Linked DNA regions of Homo sapiens: all the other regions are linked to region 3. The links are chromatin contacts, found by Hi-C or POLR2A ChIA-PET in ENCODE. All regions are on one chromosome and are shown on one strand. Each heading gives the region's core, a stretch centred on a gene start or an enhancer-like site at or near the end of the contact. The rest is flanking DNA. Distances are from core to core; before and after follow the strand shown.

What was found. A loop is a pair of places that touch in the nucleus more often than their neighbours do. ChIA-PET counts read pairs that join two places held with the same protein, here RNA polymerase II (POLR2A). Pooled maps may share reads with other maps.
Region 1: a map of heart right ventricle shows a loop between it and region 3 (1.9-fold over the local background). The contact joins two enhancer-like sites. A Hi-C loop is called at or near these places in 12 of 168 maps with a recorded cell type or tissue (Right ventricle myocardium inferior, breast epithelium, cardiac septum and 3 more), 1 of 37 single-sample maps with no recorded cell type and 5 of 50 pooled maps. POLR2A ChIA-PET finds 5 or more read pairs at or near these places in 1 of 52 experiments (BJ).
Region 2: a map of heart right ventricle shows a loop between it and region 3 (4-fold over the local background). The contact joins two enhancer-like sites. A Hi-C loop is called at or near these places in 15 of 168 maps with a recorded cell type or tissue (Right ventricle myocardium inferior, cardiac septum, endothelial cell of umbilical vein and 4 more) and 9 of 50 pooled maps. POLR2A ChIA-PET finds 5 or more read pairs at or near these places in 5 of 52 experiments (H1, OCI-LY7, PC-9 and 2 more).

What each region holds. Positions count from the first base shown.
Region 1 is chr13:39,500,548-39,505,036 of GRCh38, forward strand. The region is part of intron 2 of LHFPL6 (LHFPL tetraspan subfamily member 6); the gene reads right to left. Among named protein-coding and RNA genes, the nearest start is that of LHFPL6, 100 kb to the right of the region's middle. Within about 2 kb of position 1,289, at least 2 of the 41 ENCODE cell types and tissues checked have a DNase peak (open chromatin) inside an H3K27ac peak, as active enhancers do; they include heart right ventricle, where a contact is called at or near this core.
Region 2 is chr13:39,413,344-39,417,746 of GRCh38, forward strand. The region is part of intron 2 of LHFPL6 (LHFPL tetraspan subfamily member 6); the gene reads right to left. Among named protein-coding and RNA genes, the nearest start is that of LHFPL6, 190 kb to the right of the region's middle. RefSeq lists an enhancer at 3,700-4,403. Within about 2 kb of position 2,293, at least 11 of the 41 ENCODE cell types and tissues checked have a DNase peak (open chromatin) inside an H3K27ac peak, as active enhancers do; they include heart left ventricle, heart right ventricle and left ventricle myocardium inferior, where a contact is called at or near this core.
Region 3 is chr13:39,449,446-39,453,991 of GRCh38, forward strand. All of the region lies in intron 2 of LHFPL6 (LHFPL tetraspan subfamily member 6), which reads right to left. Among named protein-coding and RNA genes, the nearest start is that of LHFPL6, 150 kb to the right of the region's middle. Within about 2 kb of position 2,731, at least 12 of the 41 ENCODE cell types and tissues checked have a DNase peak (open chromatin) inside an H3K27ac peak, as active enhancers do; they include heart left ventricle, heart right ventricle and left ventricle myocardium inferior, where a contact is called at or near this core.

The sequences.
Region 1 (4,489 bases), core at 39-2,538, 50 kb after region 3:
CCCGGCCCCCATCTCAATTCTTCTTTCTACTTCCATCGGCACTAGCTCATTTCCTGTATTCCTTATTATGCACCTGCTGATAGATTAACAAGGATGTCATTCCCTCAATTAAATCATAAATTTCTTAAGAAAAGGCCCATGAATTGTATATTAAATGTTCTCAAACCTTTTAAAATGTATACTACGCCTCTTGATAAGTATAAAAATTTGACACCTCTTTTAATTTCAAAATAAATTAAGTATTCTGACCAAAAGCAAACCCAGTATTTCACATAGTATTAAACATAAATTAAACTTGGACAAGAAATTTGGATTGTGTCTCTCAGACCAGTGATTTTCAGATTTGAGTGAGCATGAGAATCACCTGGAAAACTTAGGAAAACACAGATTGCTGGGCTCTACCTCCACAATTTGTTTTTCAGTAAGTCTGGGGTGGGGCGTGACAATGTGAATTTCTAACACATTCCCAAGTGATGTTGATGCTCTCCTTTGGGGACCACTGCCCTGGAGTCTCATCCTTTCCTCTATCTTAGTTGTTGAGAAAAGTGTGGGCACCTTTGAGGTCTAGATTCAGAAGCCCACATCATAGGTGCCCGATCTGTTCTGTTATTCCCGGTGTTGTTATATTTGCTGTTAGCAACAGGAAGTCGGTGTCTAAAGCTGGACTAGTAAGCAGGCCTTTTGATTCCCAGTCCAGGGTTCTTTGAACTCTGCCACAATACCTCCTATGTGGATACACCATTCAGTATAGTGCCAGCCTCTCACGCTATCCTTTCTCGTATCTTATTCTATTACTTTGCGCTACAGTGTTTGAAATTATCTTTCTCTAAACAGCCCAGAATTTTTTTTTACATCATAGAATGTATTTTTTCCTTCTGCCTCCCGAATTCAATTAAAATTCAATGTTTAGAGAGTCTGTGCTTTAAAAGAAATTAGACAATGGGCTTAAACTTGCTCCATTACCTTCCCCCCTAACAATTATTTACAATTTTCCTACAAAACATATTGAGGCTTCCCCCCAGGCTCTATCTATGGGATTCTCAACTTTATTGACACTGTTGAGGATGGTTATTTGTGGCATTTCACAAAAAAAGAGGGGTTGGGGGTGGGTGAGGTATGGAGAAACAAGATTCATGAGTTGAAATGTTTTCTCTCCATTTACCCCATGGAGAGGGCAGGCTGGAACCCCTGCTCTTAGTGTGGTCATGGAGTTTCTAAAGAGACATCAACCATGTGTTCAAAAGCTTGACAAGAGGCTGGCCCAGAGCGAACCAGGGCAGAGAAGCATGAGGCTAAGAAAAAGAGGAGCCAAGAGTCAAGCAATTAACATTTTTTCCATGCTTCACTATAATTAGCCAGATCAAAGGGGACCTGGGCTCACAGATTTCACCAGGCCACATGACTCTCGCAGGACAGTGAGCCAAGGGCCCAGGAGGTCTGCAGTACAACTAATTGTTCATGGGCAGAACTCTGTTTTCTTGTAAATCACTCTCTTGTGGATTCCTTATCACTTGTTCTGATTCTGAAGTGCCACACTGGGGAAAATCCCCAGGCCCTACATGGCTCCCATTTACAGTGTTTGCTGTGTGTGTCACAGATGGTGCACAAACACCTCAAAATGGCCTTGCCAGGAAGGCTCTGAGGCTAGAGGTTAAGTAGCTTGGCCAATGCCTGACTGCTAGGAAGTGGCAGAAACTGAACTCAGATTTTTCAAAAAATCAGTGATTCGCAAATGCTCCTCCTGATCATACAAGAGTCAACTCAGCAGCATATTAAAAATACACATTTTGGCCAGGCACAATGGCTCACACCTGTAATCGCAGCACTTTGAGAGGCCAATGCGGCAGGATCGCTTGAGCCCAGGAGTTCGAGACCAGCCTGGGAAACATGGTGAGACTCCGTCTCTACAAAAAATTAAAAAAAAAAAAAAATAGGCATGGTGGCGCGCCTGTGGTTCCAGCTACTCAGGAGGCTGAGGTGGGTGGGTCACTTGAGCTCAGGAGCTTGAGGCTCCAGTGAGCCATGATCAAGCCACTGCACTCCAGTCAGAGCAAGACCTTGTCTCTAAAACACACACACACATACGTTTTGAGCTAGTAAGTCCAGGGTGAGGGTGAAGCTGGAACACAGGATCTTTAAAAAGCCCCAAGTGATTCTATTTTCCCTCAGGTTTGGTAAACCAGTATCAAAAGTTAAAAGACCATTTGTGGAACTCCCAACATACTAAACACAGAAACTCCATTTAATGGGACTTTTACAGATTCCTTAACATGACAGTCTCTTCTAGTCTTTTCCAGAGTAATAAATACATTTTCTTTTTTAAATTTGTATTTATTATTGTTGTATCTTATTTATTTATTTTAGAGACAAGGTCTTGCTCTGTCACCCAGGTTTGAGGGCAGTGGTGCGATCATAGCTTATGGCAGACTCAAACTACTGGGTTCAAGCAGTCCTCCCACCTTGGCCTTCCAAAGTGCTGGGATTACAGCCACAAGCCACCACACCTAGCCAATAAATGCATTTTCAATTACAATCCATACATATGTGAGTCCTATGCCCAGAACTCTGGGTGGTTCCAAGCTGCACTCAGAACAGCCAGAATGCTTACAGTGACTTATAAATGCTACCTGACCCGGCACCCTCAACCACTGGACACATCGCTCCCTCCCTCATTCCTCACAAAGGCACTAGCCTCCCAGCCATTCTACAGACATTCTAGGAATTCCCACCTTTGTGCCTTTGCACTGACTGTTCCCTCTGCCTCTAACACGTTTCTTCCAGATATCCACATGGTCAACTCTCTTGCCTCCTGTCTCTGATCAAACAGCAGCTCAATAAGGCCTACCTGACCATTTTATTAATATCTAAAATTGCAACCATCCCCCCCACATACTACCATAACTCCCAATCCCCTCCTGCCACTTTGTTTCTTTTTGCCATAGCACAATCAGCTTCTAACATACCACACAATTTACTTATTGTGCTAATTATTATTTATCTTTCCCACTACAGAGAAAGCTCCATGAGGCCAAGGATTTTTGTCAGTCTAATGATGTATCCCAAGCACCTAGAACAGTGCTTGGTATGCAGTAGGTGCTCAATATTTGTTGAATTAATGAATATAATTGAAAGAAATTTTACACAATACGTAACCTTACTATGTCTGTACACTGATATTCTCTATCCAATTCTATTCAAATTTACTTTATTAAGTCTTGGCTGCAACTCACTAGTAGGTCACCCACAGTTTGACAAGCAGACTTATTTTGCCAATAACTTGCTGAATGCCTATTTAGGGCCCAGATCAATTTCCCAGAATGTGCCTTTTGACAAGTCAAATACAAAAAGCTTCCTCCAAAAGTTCTTGAAGAGTCTAACAATTAAACATGCTGGCAGACCATGTATAAATAAGAAAGATGATAACATGGTAAAATTAGAAGTTTTGGTATATCATTCCATTGCCAAAAATGTTAGCTTTGATAGTGCCATCACTTTTAATGGCAAAAATTGCTTTTGCACCAACCTAAATAATAAATATATGACTGTGGTGAGGCAAGGCATCAGTGAGTCACCGGAAGGATCACTAACATGTTTTAAATTATATTAATATATCTGTAGCACAGAATAATGTTTTAAAGCATATAGTTTAATCACAATGTTTTATAAATTTTCCTTTCAAAACTTAAATGGGAAGGACTGGTATTATTTCAGATTAATAAATCCAGATGAATAAGATTAGTAGATCCAACATTATCATTAATGACCAAATATTTGTAGTTATATCTTATGGGATCTTAAATCTTTTCTTTAATCTTAATTCGACTGCATATTTCAGAATTTAAATTAGAAGATTTCCTCGCTGTATTAGTTTACTAGAGCTCACATATGAAGTATCACACACTGGGTGGCTTAAACAACAAACATTCTTTTCCCACAGTTCTGGAGGCTGGAAGTCCAAGATCAAGATGCTGGCAGGTTTGGTTTCTCCGGAGGCCTCTCTCCTTGGCTGGCATTGCAGGTGGTCCCCTTCTTGCTCATCCTACATGGTCCTTCCCTCTGTACTTGTCTGTATCCTACTCTCCTCTTCTACTAAGGACACCAGTTACATTGGATTAAGGCCCTCTCTAATGACTTCATTTTAACTTAATTAACTTTTTAAAGACTATCTGCAAATACAGTCACATTCTGAGGTACTGAAGGTTAGTGCTGTCACACATGAAACTGGGGAGGAAACCCCACACTTCTAATTCTAGTACTTATGCTCAGGAATAAGCATATTCCCCTACATCTTTGCCTGCTGTCATATATGCTGCCAAAACCGCAGAGGAAATTGTATAATGTCATTTTCAATGTACATGACCTTCCTGAAATAAATAAAAATGACCTGGCTCATTACATAAATGAATGAATTAAAATGAATTTAACTACAACTACAATTTCTAGTTTTTTCCATCAACTAGGAAAGATGAAAGGACTTGTATGTTCCCCC
Region 2 (4,403 bases), core at 1,043-3,542, 37 kb before region 3:
AAAATATCCTAATCTTTAAAGTAGGAAAATAAGATTAAAATATTCGTAAATTATGTTCTTATTTAAATGTCAAACCCGAAACTACTCAGGATTTTTTTTTTTTTTTTTTAGGAATTGGGGGTAGGGGGGGTGGGTCTCACTATGTTGCCCAGGCTGGCCTCAACCTCTCTGCTCAAGAGATCCTCCTGCCTCAACCTCCTGTGTATCTGGGACTACAGGCGTGTGTCATCACAACCGACTAGTTTTTTTTTTTTTTTTCTTTAAGTAAGTTTTAAATGAATTTTTCTGTTGTGTTGCTGTCTTTAATAAGTGAACATATGTTTGCATTTGCACAAGTGTATTAAACTCTAACATGCATATTGACAAGTGTACATATAAGGTCAGAGCTCAAGGAATTTTCATAAGCTGAAGACACCATGTAAACTTTACAAACATTAAAAAGAATCAACCAGCACCCCAGTAGCCTTCCTTCTATTCCTTTTTAATCACCACCCCTTCCCAAGGGTTATCCTACCTCCTGACAAAATAGATTGGTTTTGCCTCTCTTTGTACTTAAATAAATGGAATCATAAATTATGGACTCTTTTGCTATGGCTTCTTTGACTCAAATTTATGTTTACGAGACTCATCCATAGTGATGAGTATAATTAGAATTGGTTTATTTTCATTGCTGCATAGCATTTCATTATGTGAATATACCACAATTTATCCACTCTACTGTTCATAGGCATTTGGACAATTTCCAGTGTTTGATTGCTCAAAAAAATAATTCTGGGAACATTCTCATATGCCGTTTCATTCACATATCTATACATTTTTGTATGGACTATATGGAGGGGTGAAATTGCCAGATCACAGGGTATAAAAGCATTTAGAAAGATATTACCTATTTGGAAATCAAGCTCAATAAATAATGTTATGAGTTAGTAGTAGCACAAACCAAATGAGAAATGCTTAATAAAATAAGCATTAGCTGTGAGAATATGTGTCAACATTCACACAACATCTTCCTAATTCCATCTTCCATCTTCCTCTTTCCAGTATCAGATTTTAGCCACAGTTCATTAGAAGCTTATCTTGTCATTTTTCAGGAAATTTATTTTATAATACCACATTATGCTTCAGGGCATGTGTTTCAGGACAACTGAGGGAGTCTTCATGGTGGATTTGGGCTGGAGTTGAGGTAGAGCAAGGGCCCCTGCATTTGGTGTTATCAGTCTTCTGGGACTTTCTTGGGGTACTGTTTTCACTTCTTCTTCTTATTTCTAGTTTAGTAAATTTCACATATAATGCTTCAAGCTGCTGTGGGCTTATTTTTTTTGCCATTTGTGTTAAAACATGCTATGAAATTCTTGCTTACAAAACTTGGATAGAAGGCATGATAACACCAATTATTTGTCTTATCTCTGCCCAACCACCTAAATGATATAATTACTGGCAACTGAGGTTTTTTCCTATGCCTGTTGGCATTTAGACCCCTAAGAGTATTATACAGGCTAGGGTAAATTAACCTGAGAGAAAATAGCATGGTAACTTATTTCAAAACACAAATCATTTTTACTAGAACCAGGCCAAATCAATGTCTTTGAGAAGCTACAGGGTCTTGAGTCAAATTACTGGGGGTGGACATGGTACTTTTTCCTAAACACACAATGAAAAGGATCACTCTGATTATAAAGTCTGAGTTTCCCTTTCTAACCCGTCTGTGGCACATGACCAGTTTATTTGGTGGAAAACACATTCCTCAGACCCCAGGACAGGCCAACTTGTCCTAGTTTAACTTGTGCTGTGCTTTTTTGTAATAGCAACCTAAGACGGAAACATCTGGAAAAATACCATGACTGAGCTGGTGGGATCAAAGACCAAAGTGAAATGCTCTATTGTTAATTTCCAGGAACTGACACAGAACGCAGAGTGAAATAACTCAGCTGGGCATGAATCCCGTTGGATTTCTGAAAAGCTTGCATACTACTATATTGCCTCAGCCGATAACTGAAGGAAAAGTAGTTCAGCAAAGTTGAGGAAAAACAAATTTTTGTGCATGTGTATGCACATGCATGTGTATGCATACGCACATGTGGAAGAACTCAGGTCTGTGTTCAACATGTTAATAGTGTATTCCTCTGCTGGCAAAGACAGCTTGCCATAAAAATACTGAAAAAAAAAAAAACAAAAAACAAAAGCAAGCTGAAGAAACACTTAAGTCCTTCATGAATTGAAATTAAGAACTGTGCTTGCAAAGAAGCATCCCGGTGCCCCACCAGACTGAACTCCAGGGGGCAGTGGCTTTCTGGCATATCTTTGCTCCCCTTGGCAGCTGGGGCAGTGTCTGGCTCATAGTTTTGCAGTAACCGAAGGTGTACTGGATGAAGGATTAATAAATGCATAAATGAATGGGAGAATAAATACAACAAGCAGCAAAGCTTCATAGTCTCAGTGCTGAATTCAAAGTGAGAAGTCTAAACCTTGACACTTTTCAAGCCTTTCTCATTTGCAGCCAGTTTGCCTCCTTGAACTTTGTTCAATACATTACGAAGAAAGAAAGAAAACAATACTTACCTACCTTGAGTAGACATTTGATGCTTAGATATTTGCAGAATCAGGACTAGAAAGGTCCTTCAGACATCACCCCTAGATTCTCTGTCCATAGCAAGTGTATAATGACAGAATGGATGTGAAATGAAGAAATGTCCAAGAAATGAGATTATGCAGTCTCCTTGGGTAACGACTGAAGTTAGAGTACTGAGCAAATGTAAATTGCAACAGAAATGGTAAAGAAAATTAATATGAACTGACGTCTTTGATGAGAGTAAGAGTAGTAAGACTATGTGGGGAAAAATAATCTGAACAATTTGAATCAGGTTCTATTGACTCAATGATCAAGCCCTAGAATATAAACCCAAGGAGGGCTGATATGTTTATCTGTTTTGTTCATTAATGTATCCCAAGGGTTGAGAACAATGCCAGACATATTACAGATGCTTAGCACATGTTTGTTGAATGAATGAACCTTAATATGTTAAAAAAAAAAAAGAGGAGGCATGAAACTCCATTATATTAGGCCAATTCATTCTCCAGTTCATTTACTCTATGTTTTCCCCAACTGTGGTGCCACACAATGATACTTTTGATCATACAGTTTAAAGGACAAAAAGGTAGAGAATAAAATGCCTTTTCCCTTCCCCTACCTTGAGCTCCTTTTCCATACAACCTCTGAATATTTGGGCAATAAAGTCAAAAGTCTGCAGCTGGAGAACAGTGGTATCAGTTTCATGTACTTAATGTGTGAATGCAGTATGTAATTGCAAGAGAAAAGAGAAAGTGCTAGCTTTCTCTCTTTTACAGTTTGTGTGAACATAAATCAAATACAGGAAAGTTATAAAGTCATTGTGCAGTTTTTTAAACATTTATAATTCTGATGTCAGAGGTGGTAGAAAAAATTTGTAAATGGCATGCAAATCAAATTTTCCTCCTAAAGTTGTTAAAACCTGAGTTCTGCTAGTCCCAGCACCTATTTTTATCTTCTTGTCTACCATAGGCATATGAACATTTGTCACAGGTACTTGAATAATGAATACATCTTGTACAATCACATAAGGGTTTTCTTCTTAAACATGAACATGTTTTTGTTTTAAAATGTCATCTGCAGATTTCTTCTAGCCTGCCGATACATTTAGGTTATTCCAAGTTTAGAAGAGCCCGAAGGTGTAGGGAGACTCCTCTTAACTCCAGGAAGAAACAAAGGTGGGATAGGCCAAGTTGCTTTTATTACACTTCTTACCAGTGTCCAGTGTCTTTTCTCTTCTTTGGAATCATCCTGCCTTATTCATATCCCTCTTGAAACAGGACAGGACTGGACTCTACCAAAAAGACTAACTACCCAAGCTTTTTCCCAAAGGCACTGTTGGTTAACAGACATGTTGCAGAAGAATCTGTGTGAAGCCCTCAACTGCTCTGACTTGGGTGCCCCCAGAGGCTAAATTAGGTCACACCAGCTGCATAATATTAAATGGGGCAGGGGCGGCCGGAGCAACGCTGTGAGAAGCTGACATTCCTCAAAGCATGAATTGGAAGCCAAAGTGGTAGTTTTTGTTTTGCCTTTTGAAAATACATCTTTCTATTTCCCTCTGTCATTTAACTAACAGCTCCTCTAACTTTCCACCCGCTCAAAAGGCAAAAGAGACGGAGGGAAGGAGTCACATCAAGGACCAATTTTCCTTAAGCAAAATTCTTCCTTGTTAGCCATTCTGCAAAAATTCATTAGCTGAATTAACCATTCTCCACGGACCTCATCTTTATTCCTCTCTTCTTTCCCCTCCCCGCTTCTTTTTAACCTTTCAGCACAGAATTAAGTCTTTGTGATATTCAGCACATCAATGAACTCACCCAGCCAGGCGGAGCTC
Region 3 (4,546 bases), core at 1,481-3,980:
GTATTTTCCAACATTGCAATTGTTATGATTTTCCCACAATATTATTTACAGAAGTAGATTTACAATTTTGCCATTTGAAAAATATTGTAACTGTGAAATAGTTAACATTCAGTTTAAAGTTTGGGATTTAAAATGAGCCTAAATTGACGAAACAGACTGCCTTACCTTTAATTTATATGATGGAACTTGTTTTCAGGACAGAATATAAGATATACAGATTGAGCCAAATCATCTAAGCAATTAAGATTTCATTATTGTGGATACCACTGGAGCCCACACTGAAAACTGAGTGCTATTAACCTAAAGATTTAAAGTCACGATATCTGTGACTCAGTTGCCAAGTCCATCCAAGGTCAATGGTTAAGAGTTCAATGATTCTGAAAGTAGCAAAAAAAAAAAAAAAAGGAATTTCAAACTAAGATTGAATAGTTTGCTAATTTCCACAGCTCTGCATCAGACTTACCTTCCCTGGCTTCTTCTTATAACATCTCCTTTATCCACAAATACTCATCTGACAATCTCATATATTTGGAACACAACTGAGAATCAATTAGCCAAGTCACAAAAGTCAAGCCATCAAATTCTTTGCTCTGTCTTGGAGGAGAAACTCATACACCATCAATTTTACAGATTATTTGCTTTTATGCTTTACCTAAAAATATTACAAATTTGGCAACCTGTTTTCTAAATCTCTAAAGAGTCTAAATTTCTAAAGAATGTTAGAAGCCATAAATAAATGGGGTTAGTACTTGTTATAGGTTCTATGAGAGCAGAGATACAATAGTAGACAAAATAGAAAATCTGTCAAAACTGACTAAAGCTTAAAAAGCACAATAGTCTGGGGATACTGCAGTGAGAACCAATATAACTCAATAGGTCCTGCTGGCATCATGGTACTGCATTCATAGTAGAAGAGTTGATGTTCATTCTGATGTCTGATTCATTCAGAAAGTTCCTATTTTGTTTGGTTTAGTCAGTTTAATGAGTTATGAAAGTACTAATTCATTTTAGAAAGCTATCCATTTAAAAGGCTTAAAACAATATGTATGTGTATGTGGGTGTGTGGGTGTGAGATATCTACCTAGATATGGCTATATAAAGAGATATCTGTGTCTCTCTCTATCTATCCATGCTTAGATTCTAAGAACTTCAAGCTGATTTTGCCTACACTCAGTAGGTGCTGCTAGTACACCCAGGTGTACTAAGTGGGTGGCTTCTTGATTTGAACCACTAAATAGTGGGGTTTTGGTAGGTCTGAACCAAGTGAATTCCGTTTCTGTAGGTCAAAAACAGTCAAATATCAGTCATTTCATATGGCTCCAGCTAATGTTATTATGGGCCATTTTGTGATATGTATAATATTCCCATACAGTATTTTACTTAGCTGAATTATAAAATTAAATTAGACTATAAACATACAGTAACTGAGCAGTAGGGACCCTGAACTGCAAAGAAAAATGTGATTAATGTCACAATAGAAGTAAAAATAATAAAACAAAACCTGATATTTAAGAGTTCACATATTAGGACCCTCAATTACCACAAATTTACCACGAAGAGTTTTATTCTAACTCACAATAATACTAGGTAATATTTTATTTCTACTCTCCGGAAGATAGCTGGATTGTAAACACCAGTTGCTGGCTTATGATTGCCCAGGAAATGTGCACTGAAGCTAAAATGGAAACTTGTCAGGTTTTTCTCCCAGTCATGAGATCCATTTTGTTTGTTTATTTATTTATTAAGGGGGAGATGTGTGATTAAAAATAGTTTACAGAGTCAATGGAAGATACTATTAAGTTTGTTCATATTTCTGTTAAAAACAAGAAAACCTGAACTTTTGTTTTATTCTGCAGCAACTAAGATATTGGGTGATTAACAATGGGTAAAGGAAAAACATCAATTGGCAGTATGATTTTATTATAAGTAAATTTATTTCCAAGCTGGGAATATGCTTTGTGATTTCAGAAGATCAGGGTTTATAATCATTGTTAACCTTGCTGAGAAACAGTTGGCCTGTAGCCAACCTATTACATAACCTAGCCAAAGAAAGAAAACTGTTTCACAAAAAGCCACTAAATCAAACTCGCACTATTGTTGGCTATTAAATGAGCTTGTTTTGAACTCAAATGTATGCTCTTCAGAAGATTAAAGTAGTATGTTTAGAAAGTACATAAAAGCTGTTTATAACAAAGCAGGGTCTTATAATGATAGTTTAATTCCTTACATGTCCTATCAGCATATGTCTCTACTGTTAATATTTTCTTTTTAATAAGTCTCATAAAGTAGGTTGAGCCAAATAGATTCTCCTTTCCTGGTCTTTTTTAAAGCATTATCAAGTTACACCCTTTACTAATATTCCTAAAGATCTAAAGATTCTAGTATATATTCAAGTAATTCCTGTTAAATATTGTGAGAAAAATCCTATCTAAGCATAGTAATAAAACTATAGAAAGCAGAAGTGTAAAACTACAGGAAATATGTGTGTGTGTGTGTGTGTGTGCGCATGCACGTGCATAAGACAAGCTTAAAAACTATTTTTGGACCAGGGCCATGAACTGAATGAATATGATCTTCATCAAGGCCCAAGAGGAACCTTACACTTTAAAGGAACAAAAACTTTCTATGGACAATTTGTTATGTACAGCTACATCAAGGTTAAAAAAAAAAAGGATATAACAGAGAGTTTAAATGAGGTCAACAGAATTACACCAGCTGGTCCCACTCCCCACTGGGCTGCGGAGGGAAGTGAAGCAATCCACAGGACACAGGTTTAATCCAGACAAGGCTTCACAGAAAAAGAAAATCAACACAGCACATTGCACTGAAAAACAATCTTCAGCCGGTCCAGATTATGGAGTACTAGGAGGACTCCATATTTGAAATGTTTGCCCTTCAAAGAGAAACTCTTACATACTAAGCCAGTTAGCCCAGGTTTTGATACAAATCACCAAATTCAGAAATACAGACTTCAACTTAGAGAAGAGAAAGGGAGGAGGGGGTCATACATTTTGGTGAAAGCAAATGGAAAACCACAATTGCCTATGTTACGATAATGCCTTAAAAATGTAAAGTGGAGCAGTAGGGAGATGCTCCTCCCTTTCTTCACAGATCCCAGTGCTGTCTCACATGGAGTGTGGGGTGACAGGAGGACTTTGTGCAGGGCTCTGCTAGACTCATTATGATGATACCCAGACACCGGGTGTCTCACACACATTCCTCTTCTGCTGCCTCATTCAAACACCACAATTAAGATGCTGAAGACTGTAATTCAAGCTAAAGGAAGAGCCGCAAGAATAATGGCCAATGCATAAATTTAGATGTGAAAAACAGACATATCCATTGATAGTATTATTGGGACAGCCACTCCATTTAAAAATAGGGCATCCTAGTCTTTTTCCCTTTATAATGCTCTCCTCTTGCTTAGCTGGCTCTGTTCTCTATAGTTCTGTACCATCCTCTGGTTTTGTCCATCTGTCTCAGTTTCCTTCCCCCAGAGATAGTGATAGAGATTGTTACTTTTGCCAGAGGCAGCCTGGAATAAACTGAGATGCCAGGAACAAAGAGGCCTCCCTGGAATCCTGACCTTTCAAAAGCTTTTTATGAACACTTGAGATAGAGAGAAGCCTGCTGACTTCACTCACCTGCATATACCAGACAGAAGAACACAGAAGGCCGTTCTTTTTTTGGCCTTACCCTGAGAGTTGAGGTCATTCTTGCCCCTAATAGAATACATTTTCACTGGCTTTACTTGAAAAACTACATTTAAGTGATGGCATGGCAGTTACGGCTGAAAATAAGCCTAGTTTATTCAAATAAAATAAGCAACATTTCATTGAATTTACATTAGAGCAAAAAATAAAATGAAAGGTAGCATCAGGCAAATTAAGAGGATGAATGAAGCTATATCAATGTTAGGCTTATGTAGTATTTCTACTGTGAGTAGCCTTGAAGTATATCATGATGGGCATTTAACTCATGCAGTACCTTTTGCCTAAAAATAGAGAACCCTTTATCTCAAAAAGCAAATAAAATACTTTGTGTCATGTTTTTATAATGTTGAGATTTGTAAAAACTTATATTGATTATCTCATTTAAATTTCATTAAAATATTCAACATTGGCAAGGCAAGTATTAGTACCCCAGCTAAGGAATCCAGACTGATAGAAGCAGCAGCTAAGTGAAAATCAGGCCACGCTATTGGTAAGGGAGTGTTTCTACTTCCACCTCATGACTAACTACCTGATATAAAGTGAGTCCCTTGCCTTCCCTGGGCAGGTAGTCCATTCATTTGTTCTTTAACTCAACAGCATGGGTGTGAGTTGAACAAGACAGACAAATTACTGCAATGTGTATCATGACTGGAGAAAGAATTCAACAAGCAAGTCGTGTGTGATATGGTTAAGGAAAAGAAGAATCTAACTTTCTCTTCAATGCAGTTCTAGCCCATCGGCCACCTGAGAGCAATGGGATAAGGCCAAAGTCAAGGTCAGGCTCAGGGGTTTTGAGTGTATACGTGGACTTCCTAAGATACACTTCGATTGAG